2 separate regions of the Homo sapiens genome follow, and region 2 is linked to region 1. Evidence: chromatin loops called from intact Hi-C (ENCODE). Cell type or tissue: B cell. All regions are shown on one strand. Each heading gives the region's core, and the rest is flanking DNA. Links, peaks and the distances in the headings are about the cores only. Region 1 overlaps MIR3681HG (MIR3681 host gene). Region 2 overlaps MIR3681HG (MIR3681 host gene).

What was found. Peaks named below come from ENCODE experiments on the same cell type or tissue, not always from the same donor. Only the 100,000 strongest peaks of a DNase experiment are listed, where the experiment ranks them.
Region 2: a loop joins it to region 1, with 1.8 times the contacts of the local background. A loop is called at or near these places in 3 of 110 quality-filtered maps.

What each region holds. Positions count from the first base shown.
Region 1 is chr2:12,120,437-12,136,451 of GRCh38, forward strand. All of the region lies in intron 2 of MIR3681HG (MIR3681 host gene), which reads left to right. Among named protein-coding and RNA genes, the nearest start is that of MIR3681, 71 kb to the right of the region's middle. RefSeq lists a silencer at 373-573. In B cell, for the core only: no CTCF peak of the experiment used is centred there; a DNase peak (open chromatin) is centred at 7,395; H3K4me3 peaks cover 1,591 bases; H3K27ac peaks cover 2,300 bases.
Region 2 is chr2:12,062,854-12,078,868 of GRCh38, forward strand. The region is part of intron 2 of MIR3681HG (MIR3681 host gene); the gene reads left to right. Among named protein-coding and RNA genes, the nearest start is that of MIR3681HG, 64 kb to the left of the region's middle. RefSeq lists an enhancer at 8,765-8,884. In B cell, for the core only: no CTCF peak of the experiment used is centred there; a DNase peak (open chromatin) is centred at 8,598.

The sequences.
Region 1 (16,015 bases), core at 2,852-10,851:
GTGGCACACTTTCCAGATCCAGACCCAAGGCAAACAAAGTATGCTGCATTTTGGGGCAATTTTTCCCCCAAGCTTCTCTTTCAAATGCTTAGAATAGCTTCTGGCATTCAATAAATGTATATTTTTCCTCCCTGCATGTATTCTCCAGGGATTTAAAAATATGCATAAATACTGCTTACGATATGACTAATGCCCTAAGGCCATGAGCAGTGCCCAACTTTCACTCTAGTGAGCATGCAGAGATGTCACCTCATCTTCTTCAATTTCATTAGTCATCAAGGCGTCATAAAAGCTAGAGTTGGGAAGCCCGTAGGGACCACCAAGCATGACCCCTATTTATGCATGGGGAAATGGAGGTCACACACCTCATCAACATCAGTTATAAAGGGCACTGACTTTCAGAAACACACAACACATTAAATCTAGACCTTCCCCCTGGAAGAGCTAACCACAGACTGTTACATGTGGCATCAGTGAAGTCGCAGTTACTTTGGAAGCACCTAAATGCGTTCTGAATTGCCAGTCATGCTGCATATATGAGAGAGAGAAAGAACTGGTCTTGTTAGTTCAAAAGGAGGGGTCGGATCTCCATCAGATCCACATGAAGGGCAGAGAAGAATGAGTCAGAGGCAGGCCCAGGTTCAGCAAAGGCCCAGAGTTTAGGAAGAAAAAAATTGTTGGGAGGAGACTGCATTGTAATGCTTCTATGCTCTTTTCGTATTCAGTTGACTTCAACAACATATTTTTTGATACCCAAAACCATCAGGTGCTGTGCAGGGCATGAAATGGATCATATGTAATCACAAACGGTTGCAGCTTTGAGGGGCTCATAGATGATCAAGTAATCCTAGCACAAAATGGCCATCTTATAATGGAACTCACTGTGCGGTGCTGTAGAGGCAGAGGAGGGGCACTACTCCAGTCGGGGATATTCTGGAAGACGTCACAGTGGGTGACACTTGACTTGGGCACTGAAGGATGAGTAGAGTTTACCAGATGCCCAAGAAGGGAGAGGGTAGTTCAGGAAAAGGAAAGGTTTGTCCAAGGGCACAGGAGGGCAATGTGGTCCAGCATATCCCTGGAGTGTAAACAGTAGGTTTGAGGCAGGAGTGGGCGGTGCTAAGAGGTGAGACTGGGATGAGATGGTGCAGGAACTTAGACACTGGACATTGTCATGAACTAATTAAGAGGCAACACCAACACTGCCTCAGCAGAGGATGCTCCCCCTGTGTCTTATTGGAGTCGCCATGTTTGCTTGTCTCTTCTGCCCACAGCCTTCCTCCATGGGCATTATCATTCAGTTGCTTCCCAGAAAGCTGGGGATCATTTGGATTCATGTTTTCTCATCTTCTTTCATCCAACTCATCCCTAGGTCCTGTCCATCTCCCTCCCAAGTCTACCCCTATTTATCCACCTCTCTCAGGCACTGCTACCCCTTCATAGTCAGAACCACTACCACCTCTTGCTTAGCTGCAATCATCCCCCAGTGAATTTTCTTGCTTCCATTTATAGCTCTCCTGGTTTTGTCTGCTTGCACAGCAGACAGTGGTATCTTCAAAAATGCACTTCTGATCAGGTCACCATGCCACTTTTATTAAGGTAACTTAGTGGCTTCTGGGTAAATAACTTTCAAACCCCTTCCTGTAGTCTGCAAGGTCTTGCCTTACTGACTGCTTTGGGTCATTCCACCACCCCAGCCTCCTCCCACCACTGAATGCCCCTCATCCTCGCTCATTCTTCACTCTGACAGTCCTTCCCCACCTTAGGATAGTCACACATGTTATTTTCTCTGCCATGCATGGTCTTCTCATGCTCTCATGTGGATCTCAGACCTCAGAACATGTTACCACTCAGAAAGTCCTGCCTGACACCACCCTTCTGTCCTACCAGTCTATTTTGCAGTGTCCATTTCTTGACAGCACTTATCACATTGTACACTAGTGTTTTTTAAACAATTTATTCTCAATTCCTAGTACAATGCTTGATGCCCAATAGTTGCTCAATAAGTATTTCTGGAATGTGTGAATTGATCATATACCTTGCTGTGTCAGGCAGGGTTCTTTAGAGAGACAGAGCTAATAGGATATATATATATACCCATATATATATATACCCATATATATACACCCATATATATATACACCCATATATATATACACCCATATATATACACCCATATATACACCCATATATATATGCCCATATATATATACCCATATATATATTCCCATATATATATACCCATATATATATTCCCATATATATACCCATATATATATTCCCATATATATACCCATATGTATATTCCCATATATATATACCCATATGTATATTCCCATATATATACCCATACGTATATTCCCATATATATACCCATACGTATATTCCCATATATATATACCCATACGTATATTCCCATATATATATACCCATACGTATATTCCCATATATATATACCCATATGTATATTCCCATATATATATACCCATATGTATATTCCCATATATATACCCATATGTATATTCCCATATATATACCCATATGTATATTCCCATATATATATATACCCATATGTATATTCCCATATATATATACCCATATATATATTCCCATATATATATACCCATATATATATTCCCATATATATATACCCATATATATATTCCCATATATATATTCCCATATATATATTCCCATATATATATATTCCCATATATATATTCCCATATATATATATTCCCATATATATATTCCCATATATATATATTCCCATATATATATTCCCATATATATATATTCCCATATATATATATTCCCATATATATATTCCATATATATATTCCTATATATATATATTCCCATATATATCTATATATATTCCCATATATATCTATATATATATATTCCCATATATATCTATATATTCCCATATATATCTATATATATATTCCCATATATATCTATATATATATATTCCCATATATATACACGGGAGTTAATTATTAACTTACATGATCACAAGGTCCTGCAATAGGCTGTTTGCAAGCTGAGGAGCAAGGAAAGCCAGGCCGAGTCCCAAAATTGAAGAACTTGAGGGCAGGAAGCATCCAGAATGGGGGAGAAAGACGTAGGCTGGGAGGCTAGTCCAGTCTCTCGTTTTCACGTTTTTCTGCCTGTCTTATATTCGATGGCAGCTGATTAGATTGAGCCCACCAGATTAAGGGTGGATCTGCCTTCCCAAGCACACTGACTCACATGTTAATCTCTTTTGGCAACACCCTCACAGACACACCCAGGATCAATATTTTGTATCTGTCAATCCAGTCAAGTTGACACTCGGTATTAACCATCACACTTTCTAAAGGCAGATTTTGGTGGTCATGATTTATGGCATGCAACCTACGTGACAAGGTCTGAGCTAAGAGAAGTAGAGGTAGCTGGAAGGAATAGATTTGAAAGATATTCCATTGGCAGAATTGACATGGTGCCAATAGATGTGAATGATGAAGAGAAGGGAGTTGAAGATGGTGCTGTTTTCTGCTTGAACCACCAAATGATGGGCCTTTCTATAAGTTGAGCTCTTGAATGAGGGATGAGTGTTATTGGAGTGGAGAGAATTGACCTGCATGTTCCACAACTCCCCCATACACGCCATTCCCCTCACCCAGGCAGGCTGCCCGTCCAGCTCTCACTCTCCCTCCAACAATTCAGCAATGCCCACCTCTAAAGCTCAGGCTATTCTCCAATTCAGATCGTCCCTGCACATTTTGACTGATTGACAGCTGCTTCATCTCTCAAGATTTATTTGATGTTCTCTTTTCTGCAGGAATTTCCCTTAAGCCCAGCCCTCTGACCAAGTGTTGCCCCAGGACTCTCATGTCATTTAGAAACAGGGACCATGGAGACATGTAGGTACATTCTATATACCATGCATGGTGTATAGAATTTCAAGACTTGGCCAGGTGTGGTGGTGCATGCCTGTAATCCCAGCTACTTGGAAGGCTGAGGTGGGAGAATTGCTCAAACCTGGGAGCGGAGGTTGCAGTGAACCAAGATGTCACCACTGCACGCCAGTCTGGGTGACTGAGTGAGAATGTCTTAAAAAAAAAAAAAAGAATTTCAAGACTTGATCAATCATTTGTATATTTGTGTGTTGTAATAGAGACAAACTGTTTTGAGAAAACTCTTGGATTTTCCTTTTGGATAGACATTTGACCCCATTTTGCACAAAACACATGATCCTCTATTCTCCTAAATGTCTTGGATAGAGTTATGAGTTTTCACAAATGAATGGAAACCCTACTATTTGCTTGTTTGGGCTTCTCCTTCAATCCATGACATAAAGCAATGGCATTTGAGGCAGTGAATTGAACCTTAATCCTTGACTGCTTTATCAAAAGCCTGGATAATGGAAGTGATATTTATGAGGACTTGTTTGAAGGGCATGCTGTTTATCCCTTCCTCTAGTTGTGCTAATTTTTATTCCTGCATCAAGCTGTGCACTTGGACCATATGTTCTTAGTCCCCAGCAGAATTTTCATGCATTTTAATGTTATTTCCTTGGCTTACATCCAGAGATATTATACATAATGGCTTTATGAAAACTATTACTGTGTGGGATGTCTTTGAGGTAGTGTGCGTTAGGTCCTTGCTCCAGCTTCCTTCTAGATGAAGCCTAGAGCAAGGGCCAGGAAAGACTTTGCTTCCTCTGAGGAGCTGGGACACTTTTTACTTTGTGGTAACAAGACTGACTGTATCTTGGTTTTTGGATTGATCATAGGAAGCGCAGAGCCAAATGTACAGGTGAGTTGTAGCAACCATGAAAGCCTCTATGGTTTGCACAAAGGGAATGAGTAGAGTTAACAGAGTGGAAGCACCTGTGGACATTGCTAGCCCCACAGAAAGGGAGTGGGGAGAATAGCAGAGACATCAATCATTTAATAGGCTGAGAGTTCTTGCTGCTGGCATTCTCCAATCCCCCAACCTGGACAGCTTTCTATTTTGATTCTCACCTGCTTTATGACTGTGGCAAGTAATCAACCTTTTCCTGACTTTGGCTTCTTGTAAAGTGAGGGCTTACATGAGAGGCTGTCCAATTGGAGGTTAATTAGAGGCCATCTCAGAGCGTGTCTTGATGATGCCTTCCTTCCCAGGTCCTTGGCCCCTACCCTTCCTTATTCTCACTCCCACCTCTGCCTATTCTGAGATAACACCAGGTGCTTCTCCACACAGGTGAGTCCTGTCTACTGCAGGCGTTCTGAAACTTAGCTACACAGTAGAATGATCTGGGGAGATTTAAAACAGTCCAATGTCCCAGCTGGCATCCTTTACAGAATAAATTAGTCTCTGAAGTGGGACCCTGGCACCTTTATTTTTTACGGTTCCCCGGATGAGGCCATTGTGAAGCTGCATTGGAGAACCTGTACTTTTGCAACTTTACTGTCCCTTTGAATTGCCTGGGGATCTTTTAAGTGCAGATTCTGACTCAGTGGGTTTGAAGAGAGGCCTGAGAGTTTACATTTTTAAAAAACTTTTAGATGATGTGATGTTGTTGGTTCCTGTGTCACACTCTGAGTGGCAAGGTGAAGACACATATTTGGTGGATAATGCAAAAAAGGAAGGACACCTGACTCAGTCCCGCTGGAGCCCAGGGGAGGGGGAACCAGCATGCTGAAATGAGCACAGCCATGATCTGCATTCTGCTTCACTGAGCTATTGACAAAGTTAAGTTCAGTGTGAGGCCCGGAGTTTTGGGGGAACCATGAAGCCAAGCATATTCTGTAACCAATGAGGCTGAGAGCACCTTAGAAACACATTCACTTTTCCAACTTCAGAATCTAAATCATCATAGGTGTTTGCTAAATGAGTAAAGAGATGCGGAACAGGCACTCTCTTCTTTGAGGGCAGAAAAGGACCCACTTTATTGCTATAGTGTGACTTGAGACAAGGATTCTGTCTCAGGGTGTTTCATGAAGAAAAGATAAGGCGTGGTATTAGATTCAGGGTCAGGCTCCAGCCCAAGCTGAGGTCCAAAGGGAGTGGGTGACTGAATGGCAGATAGCTGAAAGAACACTTGGGGGTGCCGTAGGTAGGTGAAATACAGCTTTATTCAGCAGCTCTCTCATCAGCAGTTCTCTTACCCTGTCTGCTCTGTCTCGGCTACTTGCTCTGGTCACTCCCATGCACAGTTGTGCAGCTGGCTCTCCCTTTAGGGTCAGCAGCTTAACTCTCTCTCTGGACATTAGTGCTCATGACTGATACTCTATCTTACAGGAAAATGACATTTGCTATTATGTGATTCAAAGCATACTTGTTAATTATCATATTTTTAGCAGATACATAACATCCATTTTTAGAACATTCAGGAAAAAAAGTCATGTCTTTGAAGACATGTCTAGGTTACAAAACTCTGGGTAGTCATATAAGAGCTTTCTTTTCTCTTTCTTCTCCCCCTTTACTTTTGGTCAATTATAAGCCAGAATGAAAAGACGTAGTTGACTTCAGAATGGTGACTTACTCCAACCAAGAGAGAGTGTTGCTGTATAACACTGCATTTTCAGTGTGTGCAGGAAGTATGATGGTTGGGGGACTCTTTGCCATGGTTATGTGATCTCATGTCAAGGACAGGCTGTTATGAACTGTTACCCCCTAAAATTCATATTTTGAAATTGATTCCCCAATGTGATAGTATTTGGAGGTGGAGCCTTTGGGAAGTGATTAGGTCATGAGGGTGGAGCCCTCATGAATGGGATTAGTGCCCTTATAGGAAAAGGCCAGAGAGCTAGTACCTCTCTTTTCATCATGTGGGGACACAGCAAGAAGTCAGAAGCCTACAATCCGGAAAAGGACCCTTGCCTGAACCTGACCATGCTGGCACCTGATCTGGGGCTTCCAGCCTTGGAACTGTAAGAAATGAATTTTAGTGGTTCATAAGCCACTCAGTTCACAGTACTTAGTTATAGCAGTATAACTTAATAGTAGCCCGAATGAAGATGGAGATTGTGTTTGAAAGCAGGTGGATGTAGCCAACTGTATAGTTCCAATAAAAGGAGTGGTAGTTTGATAATAGAGGGGGGAAAATGAAGACTGATTTCATGCATTGAGGTTTGATTTACATTTTTGCTATCAGAGTTTATTTCCTGCTTTAAATGGAATCATTCATGGTGAAGAATAAATCAAATTCTGCTTGAATTTTCACAGTCAGGATTGGGTGTTTTCTCTTTTTAAGACTTAAAAAGGAGCCAGGCTCACTGTTACTTCCTGTGCTGTCACCTGAAGCAAAGCAGAGTCTGAAATTCACCCTTAAAGAGACAGAGCAGGGGAACAGAAGATCTTGCTTGCAATCATAGACTCACTTTTTCCCTTTTCTCTTTCTTAAAAAAAAACCCCGCATTTCTCATTTTCCTTCTTTCTAATTTCCCCCTTTCTCTTAGGTGGAGTAAAACATGAGCTTCCAGAACTAGGTAGTGCAGTGAGCAAAGTGGCTGTATTTCTTTCTACAAATGTGCACTTCCTGTTCATGTTTTGCAGGTCACAGGAACGCCTGTGTGGCTTCAATCTGCCTATGTCCCTTCACTGTGGGGTAAACTCACATCAGGCTTGGAGGTTGGCTGATGGCATGCTGCTGACCTTTATTAAAACTTTTGTGTGTCATATTTTTTGGACCTCTTTCCCTCCAAGAGCTTCTACTGCAATCCAGAATGGAACCCTTGAGGATGAACGCTGGTGTCTTGGCACTTGTGCGACTATGTTCTACTCCCATCAGGGGTCCTGTCCCTCGGGACTTTGATACAATTTCTTACTCACTTCAAAGGAGGGTATTCTGGATAGTGCCTTATAAAGCATGTAATACGTGAATAAATTCTCGTTGGGAAGGGAGCCCTGTTTAGGGACTTCATCTGGAATGTGCTAAAAAGCAAAACAAAGTAATTTAAAAAAAGTCAGTCAAGCCTTCCTATTTAGAAGAGTAGACCACAAAGTTAGGGCTAGAATCTGGAATAGGGTTGGAGTTGAGAGTGGAAACTGATCTGCGTAATTAAGTAACAGGAATTTGTAGGGATTTGGAGTCTTCCTGATGCATTGCATAGGGAAGGTGGAAATTACGTGTGTGTGTGTGTGTGTGTGTGTGTGTACACGTATAGATAATGAAGAGGAGTGCAAAGGAAATAGTTAAAGAAGAGAAAAAAAGTCTTGGTAATGAAAGGAAGTCCATCAATTTAAAACTAGAAACTGTGCAATTCTTGGCAAGGATGGCGGAAGAAAGGGTTAATGAAGAAAATAGGTGAATGAATTGTGTGTGTACCATGCACATGGTGCCATGGTTCACTATCAATATTCAGTAAGTGTCTGGTTTCCAGGAAAGCCTGGTATCAGGGTTGCTCTGAGGAATAAAAGAGAGAGTTTGAGTTGCACACCAAAGGGGTTGAGGTGATGGAAGAAAGCCAGCAGCCTTAGGAAGTGAGAAAACTAGCAACTCCTGGGAGTCATAGGAAGCAGGAATGTGGAGCCAGGGTGGGGAGGAGAAAGTAAGCCCTTGGAAATCTGGAAGAGACTGGGTTTTCCAGTATATGTGGAATGGGGACTTAGGTCATTTAAAGTGGATTTACTAGGAAAGGTTGAGCTCAGAATGCTGGAAGACTTGGGGACATGTGGGTTAAAAGCTTTAGATATGAAGACATTGAGCAGGACTCATAGTTAATAATCATAGCTAACACATGAAGAGTGTTTACTAAATGCTAGGCACAGTTTTAAGACTTCATTAACCCAGTTTCTTCAATAACTGATGAAGCAGATGCTTTTAATATCTACTTGTTAAAATTTTTTAAAATTACAAATTAGAAAACCGAGGTTCCTGGGTGAGGAAATTGCTTAAGGTGACAGGGCTGGTTAGTTTGAGTGTTACCATTCAACCCAAATTCAACCCAAATTCAACCCAAGGGATGTGTCTTCTCCTACCTTGTGTCCTGGAACAAGGGACTCCACCCCTTCAGAGTCGAGGTTGTTCTCTTCATTAGAATGAAAGTGTTGGGCTCATTGATTGATTGATTCATTCATTCACTCATTCATTTAAAGCATTAAATGAGAGTTTAGCATGCCTCAATAAGAGGATTTTCTGCCTGCTTTGGGGTTTCTGGCAGAATGCTGGTGGGAGCCTGGAACTCTGAGAGCTCCTGACAAACCTTCAACCCTTTATTTCCACAGCATCTGCTACCCCTCACCACTTCCAACACTCCTTTTGCCCTGCTTGGATCAGTCACCCCAACTGCCTCAGGTCAGCTCTCAGCCCCAGACTCTGACCCCCACAAATATCTGTAATACAACTTTCTGTTTTTCATCAAATCTTTTCCAATTCCTGTAACTCTTTCCCTGTGATCTCTTCATATGGTTGGACATCAATACAAAACACCTCTAGCATCATTCTTTCCTGATGGTTCCCTTTACCTTTGATTCCCTGAAACTTAGCCCTCCCAGAAGGACACTGCCTCTCTCCCAAAATGGGCTTACATGTGGTGAGGGGGGTGTCCCTGCCTCTTCTGGGAGACTCCCGACCATTTTTTCTTTCCTTCCAATATTCTAACTGTCCCCCCAGTTCTGTATCCATGGTCCCAGTTTGTACCACCCACCACTACTTCTTGAAGTCATGTGCCAACTCCTAGGTCACTCCCCGCACTGTTTGAAGTTTTTAGTTCCAGACTCACTATTAATAGGTGACACATTACCAGGGTGAGTGGTCTCAGCATCCATTTAGGAGACCCTTTTATCCCTGGGGCCTCCAAATCCCTTGGCCTCCTCTTCTTTTTCTCATCCACCTAAGTACTCATTCCCACAATCATATGTATGATTTCATTACTATCAGTGATAACAGCAACTTCTCCATGGTCTCCCATTTTAAGCATCCTTCTCTCTGTCCTTTGCCATCTTTTTGGCTTCTTTCTCTTAGTACCCTTGACTCCAACAATCGTTTAACCTCACAGCATCCTGCAATCTATTAATTCTATTATTTTTTTCCCACTATCTGTCTTTCATATGTCATCACTGCTCTATTTACCCAACTGAAATTCCATAGCCTTTCATTTCAACCAGCTAGAATCTGGACTCTGCTGGACAAAAACATTCTGGTCTTGCTGTAAATTCATGATCATTAATTTCAAGTGGACCCTTACAGCAATGCAGCAAACATTTGATAATCTCCTAGTGCATTCTTGGTCCCATGCTCCTATGCAACAGTTTTATTATTCACCTTCATCTCTTTCCTCAAATCTCTGACACCTTCTCCCCCATGTGCAATCTCCACTGGTGATCTTGCTGAGAAAATTGAAGTTTTCAGAGGGAAACCTCTGTAAATTAACACCAACCCATCTACTCACCAGCCTGAACCTGTGTCCTTATGCATTGCTTCCTCTCCTGCCGTGTAGATGAATTGTCTGTGCTCCCAGCAAGTGCTGTTCCTGAGCGGCATGTATTACATTCCATGTCCTCTTCCTACCAACGGATGTTGCTCCTGCCATTGGTTGATTGGTTGCTCTCTGACCTCACCATCACTTTTCCTTCTGTACCTGCTCTTTCCCATGAGGATGCAAACATACATCTTTTCAACACACACACACACACATACACACACACACACTCTTTTCTTCTCCCTTTATTGTTCCATTTGTCTCCCTCATTTATACCAAATATCCTCACAAAATCAATTGTCCTCACTCACTGCCTCCATTTCCCCCAGTATATATATATTTTGAATACACATGTACTTGCAGGATAGTTTCTGCAACAATTGTTTGAGTGGTATAAACAAGAGTCATTTATTTTTCTTTCCACCTGCATCTGCTGTGAGCTGACTGGCTCTTCTTCTTGTTTCTCCTCCAGGGGACGACCCAGACCATCATTCTTCTCTGGTCTGCCACCTTCATCCTCCACTTGCAGCCTCCTTTGCAGTGACCATACAGGTGCAGAGCATGAGCAGGATGCACAGGGGTTTATGTGGTCAGGCCTGCCTGGAGTTGGCACATAGCATTTCTGCTTCCATTCTTAGGTCTGAAATCCAGGTCACAGAGCCCTAACATAACTACAAAGGATCCTGAAAAGTGTTGTATTCCAGTGTGCCTCGGAAAAGAAAATAGGATTAATAAACTTTGATTAGACTAAATCATTGAGATTTAAAAGTTTTTTGTTGTAGCTGCTAGCATTATTTATCTTGACTAATACAGAAATTGCTATTAGTTTTTGCTGTAAAAAAACTAAAATACATGACATTGGGGAGTTTGAGAGGTGAGAAAAAAAATAGATACCACACTCTGGAGAGCTAGAGATCCATGTTATGTAGCAGCAATATATTTGGTAAATGTCCCTGTTTACTCAGATCGTAGCTCAAAGGTAAAGTGGAAAACAGAATATGTGGACTGTGGTGTGTGGAGGCCCTTATTGTCTGCATGTGCAAGACATTAGATATAAAAGATGTGCTCAATATTAACTGGACAATTTGTCAACAAATATAAAAGCAAATAGAGTCTAGAGATGTGTGATAGGCTTGGCAAAGCCTGCTTCAGTCTTTAAATAAGATAGAAAATTTAATAAGGCTTTGGGTGAAAACTTCACAGAGCACTTCTCAGTTGAATAGAGTGACTCAGAGCAAAGATCAGATGAAGAATGTAGCTTTCCCATTCAAGCCTGATAACCTGACTGTATCTGTCATAAAGGGGAGAGGAAGACGGAACGAGGGAGAAATGGAAGGAGGGAGGGAAGGAGTGGGAGGAGAGAGAGAGTTGAGGATTGTGCAAAGAGGTCACATAAGAACTATGTGTCCAGGAATAAACTCTGGGTGTGTTCCTGACTTATGAAACTGACTGGGTGAAGTAAATATGGGCCTCCTTTGTGCTCAGGAAGAAGACATAAGACAAACATCTCTTCCCTGGCACGTTGCTTGAATCAGGCTTTCCTCCACCCCTACTCCCCTGAAGCTACTCTTGTCCAGGCACCTGACATGGATATGCTGCTACATCAGAAGGTCCGCTCTCAGCCTTCATCCCACTTGGCCTCCCAGCAGCTTTGAGCAATTGATCACTTTCCTGTTCTTTGAAATAATTTCTGCACTTGGGTTTGTTCTCTGCTCACTTCCTGCTGTAAGACTCCCCTGGCTTTCTTAGTCTTCCTTACTGGTTTCCCGCCATCTCCCTGATCTTTTCATGTTGGGATCCCAGGGCCCAATCCTTGGACCTCTTCTCTTGCTCTCTACACTCAGTCCCAAGATGTTCTCATTAAGTCTCATGGAATTAGATACCATGTAGGCACTGGTACTTCCCAAATTCATGTGTCTAGTGTAGATCTCTCTCCTGGCCTTTGGATTCAGATTCATCTATCCATTGCCTTGTTATTTCACTTGTGTTGGCCATCTCAAGCCTAATGTGCATGCAACAGAATGCCTGATTGTCTCCCCTAATCTTTCATGATTTTCCCCACCCTAGGAAATGGCCATTCCCTCCTTTGGGATACTTAGGTTAATACACTTGTAGTCAACTTTACGTCCAGTTCATAACTCATATTCTTCATGCAACCTACTGGCTAATCTTGCTGTCTCTACCTTTAAGATACTCCCAGTACCTGAGCAGTTCTCTATACCATCGTGGCTACAGCCAGGCCAAGTTGTCCTCATCTCTTACTTGATCACTGCAGGAAACTGATGGCCCTGCTTCTGCGGTGCTGCCTTTTCATCCACTCTCCACGCGGTTGCCATAGTGATAAAAAATAAGTCAGATTATGTCTCTTCCCCGCTCAGACTTTGTGATGACCCCCTTGCCAAGGCCACACCCAGAGCCCTTTCAATGCTCCATGGCCCTGAGGGCCCTGACTGTCTCCTACCTCTCTGGCCTCTTCTGTTTCCCCCTTTCACTGATTCCTGTTTGGCTACTCCGGCCCTCTTGCCAGGCCTTGACTGTCCTACACATGCTCCCACTGCAAGACCTGACCTGCTGTCACCCTTCCAGATCTTTGCTCCCACGCCCATTTCACAGGGAGGCCTTTCCTCGGACTCTTGGGTAAGCTGCTTCCCCAGGTCCCCGCACTCCCTATGTGCCTTCCTGTGTTACTTTCCTCCAGAACGCTTCCCAGTTTCTACCTTAGCAATAGCTTGCCCACTTACTGTACTTGTTGCCTGTCTCTCTCCAGGAAAATAGAGGCTTAAAGAGTTAGAGATGTTTGCTTGGTTTATTTCATGCCCTGCCCAAGTGCCCAGAAGAATGCCTGGCACAGGCTAGATATTCAACACATATGTGTAGAATATTGAATGAAGGAATAAATTCACGCATTTATGTAAACAGTGAAATACGTTGAAGGGACAGGTGATCCAGGCTGGCAGGAGAAAGAACGCCAAGCTGCCGGGGCAGGCCTGGGCTCTGGGAAGTCAGAGGGGCTCAGGCTGCCAGGCTGCCCCCATGTGCCTTGTCCTGTTTTGAAATTCTCTTCCACGACTGGACGGCCTCGACCCTGATGCTGAGGCTTCCTGCTCTCTGCAGACCCCACAGCACGGCGTCCTCTGGCTGCTTGGCCTGGGGGAAATGAGGAAATACATTGGTTCCCTTGGGGACATGGGCTCATGGTGGAGGGAGGCCATCCTCCTTCCCTCTCTCCATCTTCCCTTATCACTGTCCATCATTGTCCCCTCTTTTTTTTTTTTTTTTTTTCATACTTTAAGTTCTGAGTTACATGTGCAGGATGTGCAGTTTTGTTACATACGTATACACATGCCATGGTGGTTTGCTGCACCCATCAACCCATCACCTACATTAGGCATTTCTCCTAATGTTATCCCTCCCCTAGCCCCCCCACCCCCCATAGGCCCTGGTGTGTGATGTTCCCCTCCCCATGTCCATGTGTTCTCATTGATCAACTCCCACTTATGAGTGATAACATGCAGTGTTTGGTTTTCTGATCTTATAATAGTTTGCTGAAAATGATGGTTTCCAGCTACATCCATGTCCCTGTAAAGGACATGAACTCATCCTTTTTTATGGCTACATAGTATTCCATGGTGTACATGTGCCACATTTTCTTAATCCAGTCTACCATTGATGGACATTTGGGTTGGTTCCAAGTCTTTGCTATTGTGGATAGTGCTGCAATAAACATACTTCTGCATGTGTATTGTAGAATGATTTATAATCCTTTGGGTATATACCCAGTAATGGGATTGCTGGGTCAAATGGTATTTTTGTTCTAGATCCTTGAGAAATTGCCACACTGTCTTCCACAATGGTTAAACTAATTTACATTCCCACCAACAGTGTAAAAGCATTCCTATTTTTCCGCAACCTCTCCAGCATCTGTTGTTTCCTGACTTTTTAATGATCACCATTCTAACTGGCAAGAGATGGTATCTCATTGTGGTTTTGATTTGCATTTCTCTAATGACCAGTGATGATGAGCATTTTTTATATGTCTGTTGGCTGCATAAATGTCTTCTTTTGAGAAGTTGTCTGCTCATATCCTTTGCCCATTTTTGATGGGGTTGTTTGCTTTTTTCTTGTAAATTTGTTTTATTTCTTGGTAGATTCTTGATATTAGCCCTTTGTCAGATGGATAGATTGCAAAATCTCCCACTCTGTAGGTTGCCTGTTCACTCTGATGATAGTTTCTTTTGCTGTGCAGAAGCTCTTTAGTTTAACTAGATCCCATTTGTCAATTTTGGCTTTTGTTGACATTGCTTTTGGTGTTTTAGACATGAAGTCTTTGCTCATCATTATGCCCTGAATGGTATTGCCCAGGTTTTCTTCTAGGATTTTTATGGTCCTAGGTCTTATGTATAAGTCTTTGATCCATCTTGAGTTGATTTTTGTATAAGGTGTAAGGAAGGGGTCCAGTTTCAGTTTTCTGCATATGGCTAGCTAGTTTTCCCAACACCATTTATTAATAAATTATTAATTTATTAAACAGGAAATCTTTTCCCTATTGGTTGTGCATGTCAGGTTTGTCAAAGATCAGATGGTGGTAGATGTATGGTGTTATTTCTGAGGCCACTGTTCTGTACCATTTGTCTATATATCTGTTTTGGTACCAGTACTATGCTGTTTTGGTTACTGTAGCCTTGTAGTAAAGTTTGAAGTCGGGTAGCGTGATGCCTCCAGATTTGTTCTTCTTGCCCAGGATTGTCTTGGCTATGTGGGCTCTTTTTTGGTTCCATATGAAATTTAAAGTAGTTTTTCCAGTTCTGTGAAGGAAGTGAGTGGTAGCTTGATGAGGATAGCATTGAATCTATAAATTACTTTAGGCAGTAAGGCCATTTTCACGATATTGATCCTTCCTATCCATGAGCATGGAGTGTTTTTCCATTTGTTTGTGTTCTCTCTTATTGCCTTAAGCAGTGGTTTGTCATTCTCCTCAAAGAGGTCTTTCACATCCCTTGTAAGTTATATTCCTAGGTATTTTATTGAGGAATTTTGCATTGATGTTCATCAGGGATATTGGCCTAAAATTCTCCTTTTCTTGTTGTGTCTCTGCCAGGCTTTGGTATCAGGATGATGCTGGCCTCATAAAATGAGTTAGGGAGGCTTCCCTCTTTATCTATGATTGGAATAGTTTCAGAACGAATGGTACCAGCTCCTCTTTGTACCTCTGGTAGAATTCGGCTGTGAATCCATCTGGTCCTGGGCGGTTTTTTTTTTTTTTGGTAGGCTATTAATTATTGTCTCAGTTTCAGAACCTGTAATTGGTCTATTCAGAGATTCAACTTCTTCCTGGTTTAGTCTTGGGAGCGTGTATGTGTCCAGGAATTTATCCATTTCTTCTAGATTTTCTAGTTTATTTGCATAGAGGTGTTTATAGTATTCTTGATGGTAGTTTGTATTTCTGTGGGATCGGTGGTGATATCCCCTTTATCATTTTTTATTGCGTCTATTTGGTTCTTCTCTCTTTTCTTCCGTATTAGTCTTGCTAGCAGTCTATCTATTTTTCTGGTCTTTTCAAAAAACCAGCTCCTGGATTCATTGATTTTTTTGAAGGTTTTTTTTTTTGTATCTCTATC
Region 2 (16,015 bases), core at 3,999-11,998, 56 kb before region 1:
CCTTGATGTCTGGGTTGACCTCTGTGTTCTGGGTCCTATCAGAGCCAATGATTGATAACCTGACTGTTAATCTCCAGTGCACTGTCCATCAGGTTGGGGGTTAGTGGACATATTCTTGAGCTCTGCCGATGTTCCCTTTCTTTGAACAAGTTGCCTATGTCCTCAAATTTAAGAAGCCCTGGTATAGTATTGGCACAGAAGGATTTGTAGTCTCTTGTAGCCACCACATTGTTCCCAAACTGTGGTCATACTGGTCTTGAGGGAGTCAGAAAAATGGTCTCCCAAGGATGCCTGTAACCTAATACCTGGAATCTATGTCACATGACATATTTGCAGGTGGAAATAAGGAGATTAGCCTGGATTATCTGGATGGGCTCAACATAATTATATAAACCCTTAAGAATAGATGAGGGGTATATACCCCAAAGAGTTAGAAACAGATACTCCAATACACGTTCATACCTGCACTAATCACAATAGCCAAAAGGTGAGAACAACCCAAATGTCCATTGACAGATGATTTCATAAATGAAATGCAGTCTACACAAGCAATGGAAAATGATTCAGCCACAAAAAGGTCTGAAGTACTGATACGCACCATGGCCCGGATGAACCTCTCAAACAATACGCTAAGTGAAAGAAACCAGACATAGAAGACCACACATTGTGTAATCCCATTGATATGAAATCTGTAGAACAGGTAAATCCATAGAATCAGAAAGTAGATTGGTGGCTGCTACGGGCTTGGGAGAGGAGGGAATGGTGGTTTTATTGCTTAATGGGTCAGGGGTTTTACTTAGAAGTGATGAAAATGTGATTTGCACAACATCGTGGATGTAGTAAATGTCCCTGAATTGTTCACTTTACAGTGGTTAATTTTATGTTATGTGAATTTCACTTCAATAGAAAAAGAAAGAATGGAAGAGATACAAAGAGGTGTCGGTCAGGGAGATGCAGCAATAGAAGCAGCGGCAGGACACATCCCAAGTGTGAGAGGGACTCACCCCTTTGCTGCTGACTCTGAAGATAGACAAAGGGTCCAAGCCAAGGAATGCAGGTGGCCTCTAGAAACTGGGAAAGGGTCTCAGCTGACAACCGTTAATCAAATGAGGACCTTAGCCCAGAACCAGAGGGAACTGAATTTTACCAACAACCTGAATGAGAGAGAAAACACATTCAAACAGGATGGAATGCAGTCCTCAGACACCTTGCTGTTAGCCCAGTGAGACCTGTACCAGACCTCTGACAAAAGAGTAAGACGATCATACATTTGTGCTGTTGTAAGTCACTAAATCAGCTATCTTTTTTTACAGCAGTGATAGAAAATAAATAAGGACTCCTACCTAGAGTTTTCTTTTCTCTCCCGTTCATCAGGCAAGCCCATTCTCTGCATGCTCTGACCAGGCACCTGCGCTCTGAGGGCTTCAGTGGAGTGGCCAGGCTTGGCTGGGGACCCGCCCTCTGTGCTCCCGAAGCCCTGGTGTTTATTTCTGTAACTACACCTAACACATGGTATGCAGCCTGTTGACTTACTTGCTGTTCTCCCTACATTGCACTGGGAGTTCCTGAGGTTATCACCTCCTCGCTATTACTGTCAACACCCTGTCCACATCCTTTGGTCTTAGTCCAGATGACTTTCTGTCATTGGCAAGCTAGTTGAGGTATAGTTAACAACTCCCCATCTCCCCTCAGCAGTTCTTAGCTGAGGCATGATGGAAGTGGGTGTATAAATACCCCAGCTCTTCATTCCTCAAGTGGGATAGCTCAGAGGCCTGTGTTCTATATCACTTTTCCCAAGCTTCCCTGCTTTATTAAGCATCATTCACTCACCGTATTACCAGGCTTAGTAACACTTCCAGGGCTGGCTACATAATTTGTGAAAATGTAGGGCCACTTTTTAAAAAATCAAGGGAAAAGTGCTATTAAGAATATTAAAATAAAAATTTTTCCCTTTTTCCCATGGCCTCTCCCTCAATTTTTCATGGTATTTAAAAAAATTGTTGTTTAATGTTGTTCTAAGTGAGGAAAATGAAAACTTTAAATTATTAGCAATGTGTTTTATCTTCCATCTTTATAGTGTGCAATGCCAGTTTTAAGTGCAAATATGAGAGCATTTAACTAGCATGTGGAATTACCAAAATTATACAACTTTTATTCTACAGCCCATATACTAAAGTTCAAGGATGAAATCATTGAGAATTTCAAGCAGAGACCCCACAGCATTAAATCAAGCAGGAGGCCTTCTGCACACGGGCACTGTGGAATTGTGCAGGTTGCATGCCATGAAGCTAGGCCCGGACAGGCCCTTTGCTGACTGCCTTCCCACCCCCATATCATTTCTTCATCTCCTTGACAGTGTTCCTTTAAAATTAACTACCTGCATGTGACTCCTGCTCTCAGGGTCTGCTTTTTCCGGGGGAATCCACAGTATATCCCATCACTGTATTCACAGTATTGGCACAGGAAGATGGTAAGCAAAGGCTTCTAGATTTGAGCCTGGTGCTTTTGAAGAGACTATGGTAGCTACAGCTTGGGGTGATTGTCGAAGCCTCCCTGGAGAAGGCAGGGAGGAGATGTGTAGATAGGCGATTAGTTGGAGGAGAGTGGAGGGAAGTCTACGTATTGTGACTGAGTGCTATGAGCGAATCTGTAGGTAGGGACGTGGTAATGGCCCTCGAAGGTGCTCCAAGATAGCTTTCAAAGGCTGTCATGCACGTAATCACATGTGAAGCTCAGCAAACCAATGAGGTAGAAAGATAGATGGAATTATAGTCATTTTGCAGATGAAGGAACTCAACTTCAGATGTCTTAAATGCAAGGGAATACTGAAGCCTGCATGAGAAGCCAGTTCTTTTGATTCCAGAGCCGTTGACTTCTCACCACATCATATCCCTTCAGAACATCCAAAGATCAGAGAGCAGTGGGGCTTTAGGTCAGAAGAGCACGTTGGGGCCCCATGCTCATGCACATGCACAGCAAGAGTGGGTATTGCCTCCCTTGTTCTATATAAAAGATGACCCAAGGTCCTGGATTTAATATCCATTAAGACTCCTTTCTTCAAGAGAAGAAAAAACTGACTCTGGTCATTTTGGGTTAAAAGCATCTTTGCTGGTGCGGTGACTGGATGAATGTGGGAGGCCTCTGCCTTTATTTCTATCTCTGATTTTGCAAGGTGGGGGCCTGCTAGAAAATTATCTCAAGGTTGGAGGTAAGGAAGGTGAATTTAAGACACAGAAACAGGGTCGTAGGGTCATGGCTGTCAGCGATCCAGGGTATCCAAGTGTCTGGCCCATGGGCAGGGTCCCTGGAGGCATGGTGTTACATGGCCTGAAAATTTCATCTTGGAAACCTCTAAGCTTTCCTTACAACACCAATAAGAGAGGAATCAAATATGTTGTAAGCTACTTTGTTCTAAAACTTCTTCTCTTCATATTTTCTTAACTTCTGTAAAAATAAAATAACTGACATGACAGCCATTTGTGAAAATATAAGTCAACAAAATGGAATTTGTAAACTTGAAGTGGAGCAAATGTTTGGATTATCTTGTTTCAATTAAGAAGCTGTGCCTTTTGCCTTTCAAGAATAAGGGGACTCTGTTCTGTTCTGTATTTAGATGTATTATGCCCCAAGATTACCTTTAAAAGAGGCAGAAAATGGAAGGAAAGGGGATGGTAAGGAAGGAAAGGGCTGGGAGGAGAGGAGCAGTGCAGCTGAACAGCACACTTCCGAGTCATGGAGGCCTGAATTTGAATCCTGGTTCTGTATTCAGCAGCTGTGTGATAGTGGCTTTTACTTGACTTCCATGAGCTTCAGTTTCCTCCTCACTAGGATAAATATAATTATACCTACAAATTTGTTTTTGGGAATGATTAATGAATAATGTACATAATTTTTCCTGGTGCAGAAGGGACTGTTGGTAAAAAGTTATTAAATTAATGAATAAAAACTATTGAAATTATTATTTTTGATTTGCTGTGGACCACTCCTCAATTTTCAATGTACCTCTAAGAATCTATGGTTCCCTAAGATAGTTAGTGTCATTGTATGGTGGCCTCCAGGACCTAATTTTTCCAGCAGTTGACTTCATCTTCCTTGATTACGCTGGCCCTTATCACGGGAGTTGAGAGGGATCCCTCTTTCTTGCCTCCCTTTCTTCCCTCATTTATTCAAAAAAATGTACACTAGAATTTGACCATATTCCAGGCACTGAGTTAGGAGTAAAGGTAATGAGATAAGGAAGACTGAGTCTTGGCCATCTGAGAAGGTCACAGTCTTGTGGGACAGATGCAAAGGTGGGAGCCACAAATTCTGTTTGGGGGTGGGGAAGTGAGAGAGGAAGTGTGAGATGAAAGGTTTCCAGAAGAGAGGGTGCTTTCCTTGAAGACTTGAAGGACTTATATAGAGAGTCATGGTAGCACTCCAGGAAGAGGGAGCATGGCCCCAAATGTGACCGGGGACCTGCCTGATTTCACCACTGTGTATTCCAGGCCCTCTATCAATGACTTGCTGGATAAATGGATGCTGGGAATAACATTCCTGCAGGACGCCAAAACAGCACCGACAGACAGGCTGTTTTGAGCCTGTCTTATTGCTCATCACTCCCCAGTTGCATAGACAGAGGGTCTCCATCAGTGTCTCCTCCTGGGGCCTCTTGTCCTGGCCGTGAGCTGAGTGGTGGTGTTTGGGACAAGGCAGCTCTCTGTTCACCTCCTGCCAGCAGGTCTCGTCTGCAGCAGACTTTGGTTTACGTCCTTGTTATTTCAGTATGGAATCTTGGCTGCCCATCAACTCAGCAGACTGGCTGGGCCCCCCAGGCCTGTTTGGATAGAAAACTGGAAGTTGTCTTCCTTGAATGGTAGGATGTGAAGGATCTGAAGCTTCTTTCATAGCCAGATTCAGGGCCAGTTCATAGGCCTGTGGCCCACTGATCTCTGAGCAGAGGGAAGGGGCCCATAGTAGGATTCCAAGTCCAAGTTGGGTTCTTCGGAACTAAATGCACACACCATTACCAGCTCAACGTTACTCTGTGAATTCACAATTTAAAATTTCTGCACTCCAGTCCCTCACCGGCAGCACCTTAGTGCCATGGTGTAAAAAACGCACTATTTCTCAGCCCGGAGAAATCTGGGTTTGAGTTCCAGTTTTGTTGCTTAGTATTAGTGCCGAGGACTTGTATAGATCTCTTAAAATCTCTGTGCTTCAGTGACCATATTGCCAACACAAGGTAGGTGGGTATATTACATGGACAGTGGGACAGTGTGTTACATGCCTTTTTCTGTGTGACATATTGTCCATACTTCATGAGCAAAGGGAGTGTGTATAACAGTCGTCTAACGTCTTTCTGAACCTCAGCTTAATAACAGCAGAAAGTTTAATGATCCACTTTTTAATTTAAAGTTAGCTTCCTTTTTTTTTTTTTTTTTTTTTTTTTGAGACAGAGTCTCGCTCAGTCGCCCAGGCTGGAGTGCAGTGGCGCGATCTCGGCTCACTGCAAGCCCCGCCTCCCGGGTTCACACCATTCTCCTGCCTCAGCCTCCCGAATAGCTGGGACTACAGGCGCCCGCCACCACGCCCGGCTAATTTTTTTGTATTTTTCGTAGAGACGGGGTTTCACCGTGTTAGCCAGGATGATCTCGATCTCCTGACCTCGTGATCCGCCCGCCTCGGCCTCCCAAAGTGCTGGGATTACAGGCGTGAGCCACTGAGCCTGGTCTAAAGTTAGCTTTCTTGAAGCATAATTTATATACAGTAAATTTCTGCCTTTTTAGGCTTAGAGTTATGTGAGTTTTGAAAAAAACTGCATAGAACTTGTAACTACCATCGTAGTCAAGATACAGAACATTGCCATCAGCTAATGCATGCAGGGCTTGATACCTAGGTGATGGATTGATAGGTGCAGCACACCACCATGGCACAGGTTTCCCTGTGGAATAAAACTGTACATCCTGCACATATATCCCCGAACTTAAAAAAAAAAGAAATAAAGGCTGAAGGGAAGGGGGAAAAAAAATAACATCTCCATCATCCCTAACGTTTTCTGCTGCGTTGTGGTTCATACCTTTCCCCCACCCACAGCCCCTGGCAACCAGCAATCTGTTTTTGCCTTTTCTGGAATGTCATTCACATGAAATTACACAATGAGTAGTGGCTTGAGTCTGGCTTCTTTCACATAGTGTAATGCACTTGAGATTCACCCATGTCATTATATTTAGCAGAAGTTTCTTTTTATTATTCCATCGTGGTGGATGCATACTAGTTTGTTTCTCCATTCACCAGCTGATGGGCAGTTGAGTTGTTCCAAGTTCTGGGGACCATGAATAAAGTTGCTATAAATATTTGCAAACAGGTTTTTGTGTGGATATATGTTTTTTTTCTCTTCAACAAATACCTACTCGTGTGATTGCTGGGTCTTACAGTAAGTCTATGCCAAAGTTTATAAGAAACAGATTAACTATTTTGCAAAATGGCTATACCATTTTGCTGACTTGCCTTTTTAAAAAAGTAAACTTTATTTTGAGAAACTTGTAGAGCAACTTGCAGTGCAGTTGCAAAGCATACTACAGAGAAGTACTGTGATCCGATGTACCCTTTACTCAGTTTCCCTCTATGATAACATCCCACAAAACTATAGAGCAATATCACAATCAGGATTGACATTGCTACAGTCAAGATACAAATATTTCCACCACCAAAGAATCTTTTATCTGGCCCTTTACATCCTTCCCACCCCAGCCTCTCTGACAATCAGTAATCAGTTACTCATTTCTATCATTTTCTATAACTTCTATTGTATCTATCGAGATTGTGATATAAATAGAATCATACAGCATGTAACCTTTTGGGGCTGGCTTTTTTCACTCAGCAGAATTCCCTGGAGATCCATTCAAGGTGTTGCACATATCAACAGTTGGTTCCTTTGTGTTGCTAAGTGGTATTCCATGGTGCGTGTGTGCCACAGTGTGTTTAGCCCATTCACCAGGTGAAGGAGACCTGGGTTGTTTCCAGGTTTGGATTATTACAAAGAGAGTTGTTATAAACATTTGTGCACAGGCTTTTATGCAAACATGTTTTCATTTTCTGGGATAAATATTTGAGACGCAGTTGATAGGTTGCACGGTAGATGCACATTTGTTTTTGTAAGAAATAGCAAACTGTTTTCCAGCCTGGTTGCAATATTTTACATTCCCACCAGCAATGCATGAATAATCCAGTTTCTCCACATCCACACCAGCTTTCTATTTCTTCAGTTTTTCATGGGTATTTACTTGCCCCAAAGGGATCAGAAACATGCCCTTGAATTTTGTCATTTCTACAATTTAAAACTATTATTTCTGTTATGTTCTTCATTGTGTAACTCAGTGTCTCTTAGGTAAAGTATTGTCAAAAGCAGGACCAGACAAGGATAAACGTTTGTATTCCCTGTAAACTGGTGTGTTTGATTTGACACTCAGAGCTCTACAAGGCACTCTGTTTCCGTTTTCTCCTGGGGGCTGTATTAACCAAGTATTGTATTAACTGTCAGTGCTTCCTGTTAGCCTCCTTTCATGGCTTGCTCATGTCCTTTTTATTATTATGCTTGCTATAAAGAATTCATTTGCCCAAGTCTTTTGAGCACTTCTCCATGCTCCTACAGTTACTGAGTCTATCATGATGTTTGTAAATCTGAACTATAATCATGCTCCTGTATCTGTCTCACCCACTATATGAGGAACTCCTTCAGAGAGAAGTCCCTCTCTCACTGCCCTATTCCCACCCCCAAGATGTCTTCTAAATACTTTTTATTCATTTCCTGGATATTTAAGAATCACTTGTACAGATTTTATATGGGTTTTGCCTCAAGAAAGTCATGGTTTAGATTAGAGGGACCGCACAACTATGAATCTGAATAACTATGAAACCATGCAAGATGTGATGAGTAATTTAAAAGAATTAAGATGCTTGAGGAGCCCAGAGATGGGAGAGATTGTATCTATAGTGGAGATACGAAAGGCTTATTTTAATGTTTTATGACTTTTTAAAAAGCAGTGTCTTCAGCCGCAACTGTTTAAATCCTTTCAGGGATTAGAAAGAGTTATATATAAACTGCAGTTACCCACAGGGAAGGTGCCACGGGAAAAAAGTCTGTGGGTTATGGGGAAGGCTGGTGATGGGGCTGTGCCTGTTGGTAATGGTGGAGCTTGGGAGAGACCCAGGAGTGAAGACAGCTGTAGAAAGGAGAAGTTTTGCCTCTCTCAAGAAAAACCAACTAGAGTTGAATACTAAGAGAATTATGATTTTGAGATAAATGAAGGTGCATCTTATCCATCTGAAGCCACTCTAATGAGCCCAGTATTTTTAGAGATTCTGAAAGTTGGAATATAAAGAGGATTAATGGCCCTGAGACATCACAATGCGACTGTGGAGAACCGAGTGTTCCTCTGGGGTCCTGAGACACGTGGGGAACTGGACTGATGGGGTCTGCCTGATTGCAAAGTCTCTTCTCTTTCTTATGTTCCATGGATCTCTCAAGATCAATGAAGACAATACACTGATGACCTCTAAGAAGCCCTGGGGACCTCAAACCATACTCAACTAGTGTCCAATACCTTATCCAGTTATTGGCATCATCATTATTATTATTTACAGCCCAACCTCTAAACCAAAAAAAAAAAAAAAAAAAAAGCAGAAGTGAAAGAAAGGGCTTCTTGAGGGCTAGGGAGGCCCAGAACTCTGGTGGAAAAAAACAAAAAAGAGCATCACCACAATGCTGATGATCCACCATGGCTGCTTTCTTGTGGAATCTTTTGGGCCAGTGACTTCTAAAAAGATTGCCACTTGTTGACCAGGCTGGGTTTGACAATGGGGGCATTTGTGAACATATTGTTCATTGTTCATTGAATTATGAACAATGAGAGAAGTTCCTCTCCAAACTCATCTTAAAGACTAGTTGAGCCTCAACTGAATATTTCTTTTATCTTTTGTATTCTGTAATCATATTTTCTTCTTTGCATTGACTGATAGAAATTCTAAGGTGAATTTGTGGCCCTAATATTATAAAGGAAAATAATTACTAAGCTTGGTTTATTGCTGACTGATGTCCAAAGTTTGATCTCCACTTTTGGAGAAAATGGGTTCTATGGTAATCATAATTATAGCCATGGCAATACCTAATATTAACCAAGAGCCTACAGACTTTTGAGGTCTTTGCTAAGCTTTTTACAAATTTTAATTAATTTTCATTATAAGGCATTGTGTCATATGCCATTATTATCACAATTTATAAGTATGGAAGTAGAGACACAGTTAAATAACTTGCCCAAAGCTCCACAGCTATTAAGAGACAGAGCCGGGATTTGAACCCATGAAGACTGGTCTGTCTTGAAGAAACTTGTATTATCATCTAAACATTATTATAATAAAATCCAAAAAAAGTACAAAAATATAACACGGATTTAGATTCAGTTATCCCAAATTTGTCAAATGCCCATGTGATCTTATACAAATTCCTCTACATCATTTGAAAACAGAGCTGATGGCATCTGTCTCCTTGGTTGATTGGAGGATTAAATAACGTAATGTGGGTTAAGTAGGTAACAGTTCCTACCAGTTGGTGCTAATCAAGTGATAGCAAAGAGTGTTCTGGACAAAGAGAAGACATGGGTCTAGTCCCAACTCCAGTTTCCTATAAATAAAATAGGGATGGTAATCTTTTCACAAGCTCAAATAGGATCAGAGACATGAAAACACTTTGTAAAGGACAAATGGCTGAACATTGTCAAGGGCTGTTGATCTTAGGAGACGCTGGACCTGCAGACCTCCAAAAGGCCTCACAGGCAGGTGGCAGGGGACAAGTACATCTATTGATTGTCTTTAGTGTTTTTGAATACTGAGTATGAGTTGTTGTGGACAAAGCAAAACGGTTCACATGGTTGTCGGACAGCACCTTGGCCAGGATTCTGTGCAGGTCTTGCTTGGATAAGAGGGTTTCTTTTGCCTTGAAGTGTCTTGTAGGAACCGCAAACTCAACATATCCAAACATGAACCCATTTTCTTTCATCTCAAATCTGATGCTTCCTGGAGTTTCCATTCAAATAAAGCTACCACCATCTACAGTGCTGCCCAGACAGAAGTCTAGAGTCCTCTTCTGTGTCTGCCTTCTGCTTACCTCCATCCCCAAGCAGAAGCATTCTCAGTGACTGGGTCTGCTGAAATGACCTTGGTGCTTTTTCTCTGACAGGTTCCTATTTCCCCATCTCCACTGCCAACACATGCCAGACACAGGAACTGGCTTCTAAAGCTTCATCTCTAGTCCTAAAAAAGGGATTTTTGTGGCGATGATCATCATGTCCAACATTTATTGAACCTGTGTTGCGCCAGCACTTTCATATGTATATATATGTACACACAAATATATGTGTATTTCACTTATTTTATTTCACTTATGAAACACTTACATAGTATTTACTCTATGCCGAATACCACTTTAAGGACATGATACATATTCATCCATTTAATTCACACAACCACCCAATGAGGTAAATGATATTATTATCCCCATTTTACAGATAACGAAACTGAGGCAGAGAAGTTAAGCAATTTATTCAAGGTTACACAAATAGAAACTGGCAGAGCTTGAATTTGAACCTAAGAAGTCTGGCTCCAGAGTCAGTGCCCAAGTACACAGGAGCTTGAGGAATAGTCATAATAATAGCTAATGTTCTAAGTCAGCCATCTTAGCTGGCTTTATAGAAAACGCAACAACTCTGAGATGTAAGCGTTATTACCCACATTTTACAGAGAAGGAAGCAGGTTTAAGCGTCTTACAGAGAGAGCCCAAGGTCACACATCCAGTAAGTGAAAGCAGAGGTGAGCTTCAGCTGGCAGTGTGAGGTTGAAAATGCTGGCATCTGCCATGCCTGCAAAGTGCTGCTCTGTTTCAAGTTTACGAGATTTGATCTTGGTATATTTTAATCTGGAAATAAAAAAGCAAAACCTTATAGAATTCTAGAATGTCAAAGATGAGAGGGACCTATGGGAGCCTCTTGTTGAGAACCTTCTTATACAGATGAAATATTCTAGATCCATGGAATTTAAGAGACTGCCCTGAAGTTTCATATTCAGGAAATATTAGAGTCAGTTCTTACCCCTGTGTCTTCCAAAGTCAAACTCAGGAGATATGATGGGGTTTTCTCGCTTTTCCTGGCAAAATCCAAAAACATAAAAGCATAAAAAGATACATACAATAGCAGCAATCAGCAATCATTCTCTTCTCTCTCTCTCTCTCTCTCTCCATTTGTAGGTCAAAAATTCCTATAATCAGCTACAAATTATCACATCACCTCTGCATTCTTATCAGCTTTTGCAGCTGGGAGATAAAGACACACAGTATCTTTGACTCAAGCAGGCAGTTGCAGTGATGAATCTGTCCTTTCTAAATAGGCTGAAACCACAAGGTGGGCCCTCATGTTATAGCCAGTGATGGGAAGGCACCAGACCAGCGGGGAAAATGTCCGTGTCATGGAGATGACGTGATGGTGCATGCGAGGCACGGCCCCACTTCTGCCTCTGTGGCTTACCCAGGCCTCCCCCTCTGACCTACTTCTCTGGCCACCAAAAGGTGAGAGATGTTACACAGAGATGTTATAAAGCCAGACCTGATAGCATCAAGTCTGTTCCCATGAGATAAGTATTCCTAAGCCTGCCCCAGTCAGTCACTGCTTAGGAGGCCAAGGTGCTGCTTTAGTTAATTGAAACAACAGCCTACTATTAGCTGAGGAATGCCTGTCCCCTGCACATTTCAGGGCTTCTTGGTCTGGGTTGAAAGGCTGACATTCATGGTAATGAATAGGACACTTTTAGTCACTAGTCTATATCCCACAGGCATTCTGCCCAGGCATAATTGAGGAGGACAAGAAGAATGATAATAAGGGGACCCAAGACTTTATTCTTACAAACGAAGAATGCGGCTGATGGTTATAGAGAAAACAATTTGACTTGTGTTTTTATTAATCCTCTGCCCGTGCATCTGGGATGAGGATGTAGATGCTAAAATTCAAGCCAGACTGGCATCCTTTGGTAACTGCTGGATTCCATCTTCAGGAAGAACAGAGCACCCGTTTCTTTGTTTATTTTCCAGAGTGAAAAACTAATTCATGTAAATGAATCATTGAAGTAGGCCTTTTAGATGACTTTGCATTTTCATGATTCCTATTTTTCTGGAAATCCAAGAGCAAGTTTCTCAAGTTGTTAATAATCTAGAATATTTCACATGTATTTCCTGTTGGTTCCATACTGATTATAATACTCAATGGTTCTTATTTTGTCTTGCTTCCCAGTCTTTGAAACTTGATTTTCTTTCTTACCTGATCAATTTTTACCAGTCTTTCAAGATGCACCCTGAATTGTTTTTTAAACCTCCCAGTTTCAAGATTATTTTTGAAATGGGAAAATTAGTTTTCTCATGGGAGTGGGCAAAGTTTCCATTTTTTTGGTGAAATAAGAAGCATAAATGTGTTTCACACAGACTAAGCACATGAAGAACGATCACCTTATGTAGAGCTTGATAAAATTTTATATACATCTGTGTAATCACCATACAGATTAAGACAGAGAATATTTTCAGGACCCATGAAGGTTCTTTTCTGCGCCTTCGTCATCAATACTCCACCTCAGAATAATCACATTTTGACTTCAATCACTGTCAATTAGATTTTCTTACTCTTGAACTGCATATAGATGTGGTATGCACTTTTTATTTTGGTTTATTTTGCACATACTATGTTTTAAAGATTCATCCAAATTATGTGTGTATCAATGTTTTTTTTTTTTAATTTGTATATAAGTAGTCCATTATTTGACTATACCACAATTTATGTATTCATTCTTCTGTTGATGGTCAGTGGGGTTGTTTTCAGCTTTTGGCAATTATGAATAAGCCTGCTGTAAATAATCTTGTTTATTTCTTTTTGTGGGAAAACGTACTCATTTCTCTTGGGTATGAAACTATGATTGGGCAGGGTGGTTCGTACAGTAGGTCTATATTTAGGTTTAGTAGATACAACCAACTAGTTCCTTTAACTGTGTTTGTAATAATTTATATTCTCAATATTTAAGATTTTCAGTTGCAGTACATCCTCACGAAAACTTTATATTATAGTAATTTTGTTGTTTATTTTAGTTAATTTTTTAAAGATAAGTGTTGGTATCTTTTCATTTGTCCATTAGACACTTGGGCATGCACTTTTGCAAAGTCCCTGATCAAATCACTTGCCCCTTTTAAAAATTAGAGTTATTTGACTTTTTTCTTATTGGACAAATTGCTTGAACATGCACTTTAGAAGAAAGTTATGCAAAGAGCCAATAAACCCACTAAAAGATGCTTTCTTCTTTTACCAACCTCACAAACAAAACAAAGATGAGATACATCTTGAATAGGTCTTTGCCAACAGAGTGCCCTGGGCCCTGCTCTCTATTCATGGGTTTTATTGGAATCCTTTTTGAGCTAGAGCTAGAGCTGAAGGTAGATGGGCATGAGTGGGTCTAAACCCAATGCCCAGCTTCTAGAAAGCTTTCTCTTGGCACTCCTCTGCCCTTCCAAAATGGCAACTTCTCCCTAAGCCTACTGTGGCTTTTCTGGTATTTGGAATTGGCACAAATTATGATGCAAAATTGCCATTTTCAGCATTCAGGGTTCTTTTTTTTACCACTCCTACTTAGAATTTTCTCATGTAATCAGACAGAGGGAACATTATTATAATTTTCTCATGTAATCAGACAGAGGAAACATTATTTTAGCAATTGACACCAACATTCCTTGCTTGAACAAAATTCTGAGATAAGGGGTTGGGGTAGAGGGTTTGTGTATTGACAACAGATAAAATTTAAGGAGTTTTGCATGAGACAAGGGGAAGAATTGTATTGCTCTGGAGGGTGGGAAAGAGGCAGTAGAGAGGTGAGGACTACTGAGCCTCCTAGGGTCTTGCCAAAGTATTTTAAGATGATGATATCTACTCCTGCATTTTAAAATGCTAATGTGGTAGATTGTATTACTGTTCATCTATATTTGGTGCCACCGTCTGTGGGAGGATTATACATCTCCACACTCTTAGTACTCAGTTTCAGCCATGTGACTTGCTTTGGTCAATCAGTCATGAGTGAAATTGATGTGCGTGGTTTTCCAAGCAAAAGCTTTAAGCGTTTGTGAGTGAGTGATTCCCTCTTCTGTGATGACTGGCCCTCTTCCAGGTAACAAATGCTCTGCTGGCTTTGGTCCATGAAGAAGAAAATGGGAACAGAGCCAGGGCCGACTGTGATGTGCATGTAGGGTGAATGAACGTACAACTTTATTATTGGAAATCAGTAAGATTTGGGGGTCATTTGTTAGCTTAGTGTTACCTGGTTGATTCAGTATAGTTCTGCTATGCAAACCCTCCTTTGTTCTCTGTGCCTCCAACCAGGTCATCTCGAGCAAATTCTGCTGTATTCACTGGTCCTTTGAAAGAATAATTTTTGTTGGTGAATCAAGGAAGATGAGGCATTTTGGATCTGAGTTGAAGCACTGCTAAGATATCACCTGCTGAGCCAGGAGAAAAAGGATGCTCTTGAGAATATGAGTACCCTTACGATGCACTGAAATAGAATGGGAGGTTGAATCAATTTTAACCAGATATTCAAAAAGCAAGGGACTCCTGCCTAACAACTGGGCAGGAGTTGTCTTTGATGGGACTAACCTCTGAGATAACATGCGCCAGCACTACTCTATATAACTTGCATGTCCAGTTGTTTTTTATTTTCTAGATTTGGTGTGGAGATTGAAGATGGTCATAGCCTTGATTGAGGAAAGAGATCAATACTCAGATTACCACATGATAGGTTAATATGACAGATGGCTATACATGGTGAGGATGGGCCTGGGGTCCCTGGGCCAGTGGATGATATTGGGGATTTATGAAAGGGCACCGTTATTTAGAGAAATGGGAGTCTACTACTTGCTTAACCCTGGCTATTTTTTTTTTTTCTTAAAAATCTGTTCTTTTTAGGAGAAAATTCCAGATTGTAACTTTTAGCTGCCTGTCAGGCTTGTTGTTTGGTGTGCTTTGAGTTTTCACCTTTTTTTCTGTATTTGCAAGCTTTTTTTTTTTTTTTTTGTGGGGTGGGGTGGCATTGGGTAATTGAGAGAAGGTACATTAGAAGCTGCTATCTAGGTGTCATGTAAGCTATGTTTCTGCAAAGAAAAATTTTGTACTAGAAAATTGTGCAAGAAGTGAGAGCTGATTTTTTCATGACCTTTTCAAGCCCATGTCTCTAAATCTTGATGGGTGACCAGGCTCCTTCATGGAGGACTGGACCTTTATAGCAAGTGGCTCTTATTCCTTTGCTCAGTGGAATACAGCAGTGTTTTGGGGTGGCAACCTTTGGCTGGGGATTCTATTGGCCCAGTGGCAGGAATGGTGATTTTTTTCTTCCTCTGCATAATCTGCCTTTTTATTTATTTAAGGTGCAGGGCTTAATGCCCTTCTGAGTGAGCACGGTGGTGACTAGAGAGTTGCTGTCTCAGCTGCAGCTGATGGTTGCCGAGAGGAAATGTGGGCTCTGGATTATTATGCCTTTTCATAATTTTCAAGAGGAAGAAAACCCTCTAAAGTTTAATATATTGGCAAATAATTAAATATTTTTAAAGTGGTCTGGGACAAACACACCCAGGCTGCTGCTGATGCCTGCCCTCAAGGACACCAGAGTGTAGTTTCTCCTTTAGACTGTGGCATCTTTTCCTGGTGGCTCCTTCCTTGGTGAGCCCCCATTCCCACACAGGGACTTGGGATGGGCCAGAGATCAGTGGAATCTCATTCAGGCTGAAATTGGCTTTGTGGATTCCAGGACATGGATAACTCTCTGTGCCCAGGGTCTGCTACTCCTCTTTCCTAGAGTCCATCCATCTTTACAGCATCCGGGTCTCAGAGAACTGACCACATTGGTGGTAGCAGCAGAGTGCCTGGAAAGAAGGTCACCCACAGAAGATGGTGTGGGTGTCTCTGTA